Regions from separate parts of the Homo sapiens genome. Here regions 1 and 2 are each linked to region 3. Evidence: chromatin contacts called from ENCODE Hi-C or POLR2A ChIA-PET data. All regions are on one chromosome and are shown on one strand. The core of a region is the stretch at or near the end of the contact, and the rest is flanking DNA. Distances in the headings are between cores, read along the strand shown.

Evidence for each region. A loop is a pair of places that touch in the nucleus more often than their neighbours do. ChIA-PET counts read pairs that join two places held with the same protein, here RNA polymerase II (POLR2A). Pooled maps may share reads with other maps.
Region 1: a loop to region 3 is called in a pooled map, with 4 times the contacts of the local background. The contact joins the promoter of RELT here to the promoter of ARAP1 in region 3. A Hi-C loop is called at or near these places in 4 of 37 single-sample maps with no recorded cell type and 6 of 50 pooled maps.
Region 2: a loop to region 3 is called in a pooled map, with 8 times the contacts of the local background. The contact joins the promoter of FAM168A here to the promoter of ARAP1 in region 3. A Hi-C loop is called at or near these places in 6 of 50 pooled maps. POLR2A ChIA-PET finds 5 or more read pairs at or near these places in 2 of 52 experiments (A549 and OCI-LY7).

The regions. Positions count from the first base shown.
Region 1 is chr11:73,374,896-73,377,777 of GRCh38, forward strand. It overlaps RELT (RELT TNF receptor), which reads left to right and starts at 1,504. Exons shown (of 11, transcript NM_152222.2): 1 at 1,504-1,604. RefSeq lists silencers at 1,224-1,533, 1,564-1,853, 1,944-2,023 and an enhancer at 2,189-2,483.
Region 2 is chr11:73,596,640-73,599,525 of GRCh38, forward strand. It overlaps FAM168A (family with sequence similarity 168 member A), which reads right to left and starts at 1,473. Exons shown (of 8, transcript NM_015159.3): 1 at 1,284-1,473. RefSeq lists an enhancer at 807-1,535 and silencers at 1,427-1,556, 1,687-1,916.
Region 3 is chr11:72,751,037-72,753,736 of GRCh38, forward strand. ARAP1 (ArfGAP with RhoGAP domain, ankyrin repeat and PH domain 1) reads right to left here and starts at 1,372. Exons shown (of 35, transcript NM_001040118.3): 1 at 1,292-1,372. RefSeq lists enhancers at 1,053-1,172, 1,783-2,012 and a silencer at 1,223-1,512.

The DNA.
Region 1 (2,882 bases), core at 254-2,753, 620 kb after region 3:
CAGGCTGGTCTCGAACTCCTGGGCTAAGTGATCCTCCCAACTCAGCCTCCCAAGGTGCTAGGATTACAGGTGTGACCACTACACCTGGCCTTCCCCATTTGGTTTATTGAGTGACGACACCTGAAATTGCCACCATTTGAACTCTAGAACCTAGAGCTGGGGTGTAGATGGTCCCCTTACAAAGAAAACATTTCCAGGAGTGGAGGCATTCTGGATGCTCTGGCCTTCCGTAGGCTGGGATGTGGGACCCTGGAAGAACCCCTGCCCCAGCCCTGGAGGTCTCCATTGACATATGAGGGTGCTGATGTCATGATCCTGACATCAATGACCTGTAGCTCCTTATGCCCTTCCCCCACAACCTGAGCATGACCCAGGGAAATGAAAACTCATCCCCTGCTCCCCTCCCCATGCGGTGTCCAGTTCGCCTCCTGGAATCTCCTGGACCCTGGGGACCTGACCTTTTCCGTCTCCTAGCCCCTGGGTTCAGATTCTATGACTGTTTAGAACCCCACCCCCAGCCATCTATCCCCAGCTGACTTATTTACCTTCCTTTCTCCATCTCTGTCATGGGCTGTGATTATCCTGACCCCAGCCAGGCCTCTGGCCCAGCACTAGGTCCTCCCTGGTGTCTCAGTCTCCCATCAGCCCTACTGTCCCAGGAGGACCGCCTGAGATCCCCTGAATAGTACTGAGAGGGGGAACGGGCCACTGAGCTGCTCCCTCCAGTCCTGGCACACCCTGTAGCACAACTCCAGGGGACACGATTCGGAGTCGGAATACAGTGTGAATACTGCCTGGAGTTTGTGATGACTGGCATTGGAAACTGGCAGGGTGGGATGGCTGTAGTAGGGAGGGGGGCACTGAGTCACCTGTCCTGCTGGAGGGAAACTAACTACCCTGGCACAGAGAAGTGGTGCGGGGAGTAGGGGAGTGGAGGCAGGAGACGCCTCCTGGAGGATTTCACTAGGCCTTGAAGGATGTGCCGAAGCCCACCGTGTGGGCTTCCTTTATAGACTCACCTTCACCAGGCCTTTTCGCCAACTAGGTGAGGGTTTCCAGGGTTGGGCCTGGGCCTCGTCAACAAAGCAAAGTGAGGTTATTCTTCCTGGCCACCAACTGGCAGGAGGAAGATGAAGCCCAGAAAGGGGCAGAGGTGGCTCTAGTTACACTGGCAATGCTGAGAGGACCCAGAGGAGTATCTCAGTCTCCAGTCTCTTTATCTTGCTTCGCACAACTCCTTGCTTGGTTCAGAGCCTTGAAGAGGCGGATACAAGAGGCCCTCTGGGCACCGCCGCCCAGTCCCGCGCAGCCCCCTGCAGTTCCCAGGGGCGCGAGAGAGGGCGACGTAGAGCAGCACCGCCCAGCGGCAGAGCGGCGAGCCCCTCCGCGGCTCGGGGTGAGTCGGGCGCGGGGCGCAGACCGCGCTCTGACGTCGGGGGCGGAGCGGCCGTGACGCGCGGGGGCGGGTCTGCGCACCTTCCCGGCCCAGCCGGCGATTCATTCAAAAGGCGCGCAGGCTGCGCGGCTGTCCGGGCGCTCGCCGAGCCGGGCCGCGGCGCCGAGTCGAACGGGGAGCCGAGCTGGAGCTGCCGCGGCGCAGCCAGGTAAGGAGGGCGCGCGGAGCGCCCATCCAGAGTCTGCTCTCCGCGGCCGGGCCAGCGGGATACGGACCCTAGTGGCGCCCCCTGCCTCCCCGTGTCTCTGAGGAAGTTCGCGGGCTCGGCGGATGCGGCAGCCCGGCCGCGCGCCCCCCCACCCCACTCCTCCCGCCTCGCGTCCTGTCCCGGCGCCTTCCGCGCACCGGCCACCGCCAGTCTCCGAGCCCCGTGACCTGCAGGTCCTCCGGCCGCGACTCCGGGCCGGCCCTGCGTGGTGGCTGTCGGGGGGCGCGCGGGGAAGCAGCGGAACTTGCGGTGTGAGGGGCCGGCGGGGCCCGGAGCGGTCCCCGGCCCGGGAAACTTGGACCGAGACCAGGTTGTGGTGCGGGCTGGACGGCGGCGCCTCGGCGCGGCTGCGGCGCGGGGCGGCCAAGGGGGGGTCTGGATGGTGTCAGCCCGTGACTGTGGGTGACACGGCGCGTGAGGCGGCCTGGCCGGGCGAACGTGTGGCTGGGACACTGGGCGGTGACGCCGGGCCGAGCGGGCGACACAGAGGGGCTCTGTGTGTGGGAGACAGGCAGCGTGTGTGCGTGTGTTGTGTGAGGGAAAGACCCGGGGTCACTGGGGTCACGAAGTGCGTGGCTTGGGGCGTGACCGGCGCAGGGCCAGGGCCACCCGTTACTGTGAGTGTGAAATAGAGGGAGAGGAGCCCAAGTGACTGAGAACGAGCCGAGCTCGCTGGCGCCATGGTGTGCGTGTGGGGTCAAGTGGTGTCAGTGTGTGTGTGTGTGTGTGTGTGTCTGCGCCTAGGGTGATGATGAGTAAGAGGCAGGAGGAGGAGGGACCGGACCTAGGACACCTTCCGGCAGATGTGGGGCGATGAGGAAGTTGGGGAGCCAGGAGACAAGGGTCTCCAGGACTGTCCCCACGAGGGCACCCCTCAGGAGTTCAGCTTGGTGAGGAGATGGACCCTGAGGGATAGGCCCTGGCTGAGGGAGAAAGCCGAGGCTGGGCAACATCTGGTGGGGTGGCCCAGATGGCAGCAGGGTAGGGGCCCTGTGGTAGTCTCAGCTTCCCCCCGCCCACCTGCATCCACACACTCACGCATCGAAGTCCCTACACCTGGCAAAGTTCTGCCCCTGTGTAATCTGTATTCTCAGCGGACCCGGACACAATCTTGTTCTCAGACCCCCCCGCCCCCCTCCCCCGCGCAGGCCTCAGTCTCCCCATCTGCACACTGAGGTGCTGGGCTTTGAATGGACTGTGAATCATCACTTTGGGATC
Region 2 (2,886 bases), core at 223-2,722, 850 kb after region 3:
AAGGCTGTTCATTTAAGTATTCCAACCCTTAACCCTCATGTGTCTCTTGGAGGCCACCCCAATCCTTCACCACCAAAATAATCCAACCCAATTCCCCCCTGCTCTCCAGCACAGCTCACTGTCCCTCTCCATCCTCTCTGCCCCATCCATACCAACAGCTCCAGGTCTCCCATTCCTTAAATTTCCCCTGTGCCACCTCACCATCAGCAACCACCTCCCCAGGCCTACCAGCTCATCTCCGAAAGTCCTTCTCCAAAACTCCCTCTGCCACCTTGGCCAAGGGATATTTTCTTCAAGATACCATCCCCCAACTTTGCTCACCCCTGCCGCTATCCTTTCAATGAAAGCAGCCCAGTGATGTTTTATGTGCCCTCTGCCTTGACTCTGCAACCAAGGAGCCACCATGCCCTTTCCAGTGATTGTAAGATCACCCTAAATCCAACCCACTGTGCCCCACACTCCATTTCCATCCCTGTCCTCCCATTTCGGGCCTGACTTCCAATGTGGCCCCTTCCTGCCAGCTCACCATCACACTCCCCTCACTGAATGTCCCACCTCCACCAACTCCTATTCCAACCTCCATCAGCCCACCCCAGGAAACCCCCAAATTGCACTCTTCTGCTCTATCCTAACCCATGCTATTCCATAAGTCTCCACAAATTCCACCAGCCCCAGATGACAAACACCCACTTCAAGCTTGGGTCTCAACCCATGCCAAGCCCCTCACCCCCAACTCCTGCCACCTCCATCATCCTGCCCCAGGTCCACCCCAAATTCCACCCTTCTGAATTAACACTACGCAGGGCCCTAACCAACCCTGTACATGCCACTCACTCTCCGTTGAAATCATTCCCCTGCCCCTCACCCCAGCTCAGATCCCAAGCTGTCAACTGCTCCAGGCCAAACCCAAATCACCACCCTCATTCAGTCCCCTCCCCCATTAAAAGCCATCCCACCCTAGTCTCATCTTCCACCTCGCCCCAAGACCATCCCGAATTCCAACCCGACGCCCCCACCCCACTCTCCTGTCCCAGGTTGGGTTATTCTCCATCAAAAGTCCTCCTCCCTTGTCGCCCGCCCCCCAACCTGCTTGGGTCCCACCCTCACCCCACCCCCGGCCAGCGCCTGGACAAGTCTCCCCCGCCAGCCCGCCGTTCCATCGCGACCTCAACCCCCTCCCCCCAACCTGCACGGGGGCTCCGCAGCCTCCCCTCTCATTCTCGCCAGCGCCACCGGCCCAGACTCAGGACCAGCGGACCCTGTGGCGGGGGGAGTCTCCTCACCGGTGAGCAGCTGCAGGCGAAAACGGCGGCGGCGGCGGCTGAGGCGGCGATGCCCTTGTCTTCTCCGGAGGCTACGGCGGCGACGCTCTCGCCCGTGTCCAGTAGGGTGGCGGATGGCGCGCGGGGACCGGAGCCTCCTCCTCAGCGACTCGGCTCTGAATCCTCTGCAGTAGCCGCCGAGGAGCCCGACGGGTGGGGGGAGGGGACGCTCGGCTGCGGGCGAGGGAGGAGGAGGCGGAGGGAGGAGGCGGGGGACCGCTCAGAAGGGCAGGGAAGGAGGAGCCGGCGCGGCGCCGCGACACGTCCCACAGCCTCAGAGCGCCGGGACCACAACTCCCGGCATGCCCTGCTTTAGCCCGCGCGCGGCCTGCGCCTCCCGCCGCGAGCCCGGTGCAGAGGGGCCGCGCCCTCTCCGGTCACGGACAGTGGAATAAAGCCAACCATCCGCTGGCGAATTTTGTAGACTCAAAGACCACCTGTGAGGAAAGTCAGGTCGCCCGAGGCCCCATCCCCAAGGGGCCGTACTCGCAGCGTCTCCATCCTCTTTGCATAGACACCCCCCTCCCCCCGCCCACACACACACACACACTCTCTGTCTCTCCCTCTCTCCCTCTCTCCCTCTCTCCCTCTCCCTCTCGTCTCTGTCTCTGGACTACACCTCCCAGCATGCCCCTCAGCTTCCTATTCTCCTTCCGGACCCTTCTCAGACCCGGTACTACAGTTCCCAGGGAGTGTGGTCCCTGCGAAATGCTGGGAGATGGAGTTCTCGGTTCTTCCTCCATGTTAAGAAAAAGAAGTGAAAGAGAGGCAAAAGGGAAGGAATACGCCAGCCCACCGAGGATGGGCCTTGATGGGCTAGATCACCTGTGATTCTGTTCATCCCTCGCCATCTCCGTTTCAGCTGTCTCTCACCAGAACTAATGCCGGAGCTTCCTCGCTGGTCTCCCTGCAAATTTGAGGACGATTCGGCAACTTGAATCCAAACGACAAAGGGCATATCCTCTTCTTGACCCAGCTCCATTACTTTTAAGAATTTACCTTAAAAAGATGATCGAACAATTTCGAAAAGATGAATGCACAAAGTTGTTATATGACGTAGTTAATTATGAAGGGAGTAAATGTTCATCGATAGGGTGCTGCTTAAATAAGACGTGACATATACATACAATGCAATACTAAGGAGCCATTTAAAATGATATAAATCTATTGACATGAAAAGCTATTCACAATTTATTCTTCGGGGAAAAAGTTGATTACACAACAGCATGTCTACACGAGTGCATTTATGTGAGGTTTGACACAATATTCTACAAGCATGGAGAGATTTCAGGAAAGAGGTTCGCCAAAATATTAGCAATGATTATCTTGGGGGAAAGGGTGTCAGATTGCACGTAGGTTTTTTTTGTTTTTTGAGACGGAGTCTGGATCTATAGCCAGGCTGGAGTAAAGTGGGGGCGATCGCAGGTCACTGCAACCTCTGCCTCCCGGGTTCAAGCGATTCTCCTGCCTCAGCCTCCTGAGTAGCTGGGACTACAGGCGCGCGCCACCACATCCAGCTAATTTTTGTATTTTTAGTAGAGATGGGGTTTCACTATATTGGCCA
Region 3 (2,700 bases), core at 122-2,621:
TGAGTAGGAGGCTTGAATGCAAAACAAAACCTGGGGGCCATCAGGGCTCTGGTGGCCTCTGCCCCCTCCACCTCATCAGTCACCGGTACTCTGCCTGGGACACCCCCTTCCTAAACTACTCCAATATGCAAGTAGCCAATGGGGAGGCAAGGTCCCCAGGCCCAGTCCTGACAATCCCCAGCCAGGAATGGGACACAGGATGAGTTCTCTCTACACCTCTGCCAGCCACACCCACCTTTCTGCCATTCCTCAGACACACCATCCAAATTCCTGACTTTGCACAAGCTACGCCCTCGCCTTTGGAGGGTCCTTATCCTTGTAAATTGCCACTTAACTGCCAAGCCCATTCCAGTCATCCCCTCCCCTGGGGCCTGCACCTGTCCACACCTGTCTTCAAGGCTCTGCTGGGCTCCTTCTACCCTGTGATGATCTTGCTGGGCAGTCTCTCCCAGCCTGGCCTCTGGGGACTCTCCGCGAACAGGTATCATGAGTGCCTCAGTCTGGGACCCTGGGACCCACCAAAGAGTCAAATCCTTCCGAGTACCCCCAGGTATCTGGCCCTGAAGCACCCCCCTCCCACCTATCTGGGATCAGGGAAGGCTCCCCAGGATATGGGATGTGGGGGAAGGGACGGTATATAGCAGAAACCACAGCGTGATGGCTTCTGGCCAGATTCCCCCCCTCCCCGCCGGCCCTGCACCAAACACCCATCCCCTGCCCCCAGGCTGCACCCTAAGCCTGCTCTCTCCAGGCCCAACCACCCCACTCCCAGCGTGACCCCATTCCCTGAGCACATACTTTCTTTCACCAGCAACTGGGCCAGGTAGGGGCTCTGGGGAAGCCATGCCCCATTTACTGGTGGGGAATTGAGATGCAGAGACCGGAAGTAGCCTGCCCAAGGTCACTGGAGCCCCAGGCCCAGGGCATAGGGTCGTACAGATCTCCAGAAATGTAAAGGTCTCAGCGGCCAACGAGGTGGGAGCCTTCACTTCACAGATGGGAACCCCAAGGCGCCCGAGGGCGGCTGACTCCAGAGACCCTTCACGCCAAAGGGCTACGGGCTGGAAGCCCCGGGTCCCGCTGGTTCACCCCCCTTCCCTACCGTCTCTGGCCCGCTGGCTTATCCTCAAGAGGCGACCCCCCCATCACGCCCAAAAAGGTAAACAGACAAGATGACCCGGGGAAGCAGAAGCAGCGCGCGGCCTCGGCGTTCCTTTCTGCAGAATGGGGAAACTGCAGGCCAATGTGGCGAGGGGCCTGCAGACGGGGAGGCTCCGGCAGCCGCACTGACCTGTTTTGAGTAAAGACTCCACGCGGGGACCAGGCGTACCGGCGCCGCCACCGACTTACACCGCCACCGCCAAATTGCAGCAAGGGGCCGGGCGCGCCCACCCCCCCGGGCGCTTCCGCCCGCCCCACGTGACTCCCGGGGAGGGGAAGGTGGGGCTGGGGCAGGGCAGGGCAGGGCCCCGCCCCCTCATCGGCCCCTCCCCCCGCCTAGTCACGGTCCTGGAGTTGGTTGGCCTGGCCCGCCCGCCGGACCCGTCGGTCTGTGTCTCTCTCCTGCCCCTCTAGCTGCTTGCGGGTCTTCCGACTGTCTCCTGAGGCTCAGGTCTAACCCCCGCCACCTCGCCCGCTGAGTCCACCTCTCCCTGAGTCTCCCTGCTCTCGCCACCCCTCTTCTGGTGAGTCTGCCCTGACATACACCCCACCCACAAGAGGGCCACACCCCCAGGGGGATAGGAGGCAGTTGAAGGCCGTCAGTGGTGCCTGACCACCTCCTCTAGGAAATCCTTCCTCCACCACATTCTTCAAGGGTATCTCACTTCCCTCCCTGGGTGCCCACAGGCAGGGTTGTGGGGAAGCTACCCACCCAGCCACACCTCCCAAGGATCCCTCAGCGGAAGGCTGCAGCCTGAGGTTCCAGCACCCACACCTAGAGAACAGGAGATTCCCACCCATCCTCCCAGCACATACACAGATGAGGGTACCAAGCTTGGCAGACATTTCTGGGTCCTGTGTCCAGAACACCTCCGGGGCCAGCCACGCCAGAGACCTTCCCTGGGCTTCAATTTCTTTATATGCACAAAGGGTATATTTGGAAGAACAGATCTCACATTGCGGGGGATGAGGGTTTACCCCCTGAGAAGAGGAAAGTGTCATTAATTGGAGCACCTACTGCATGCTAGTCCCAGTGCTGGGCAATTTATTCCTTTTATCTCAATCCTTACATTCTGCTTGATGGCAAAAATTATCATCCCAGGTTATGGGTTAGGAAATAAGGCTCCAAGAAGTCTGAGGGCTTGCCCAAAGTTACAAAGCCAGTGTTGGGCAAAGCTGGGAAGCAACCCATTTTTATGAGTTCTAGAATCTCCTGCCTGCCCCCCACTGGCCATTCACCCTGTCCCTCTGGGAAAGAGTTGACTGAGTAGACCGTGTCTTCTGGTGGTAGGGCTAAGGCAAAGGAGCTTTCCGGGAGGGGAGAACAGGGCCAGACCTTGCGGAGAACTTCCGGGCCCCAAGTTCATATGGGGTCAAAAACACTGCAGAGGAGCAGAGCATAGGCCCCTCCTCTGGTCCTGGCAGCAGGGGTGTCCCTTGGGCAGCAGAGGGCACCTGGGGGCCACAGATCACAGGGGAGGCCCAGGCGTCCCTCTAGACTTCAGACCAGCGAGGTGCAGCACAGGGTGAGAAGGCTGG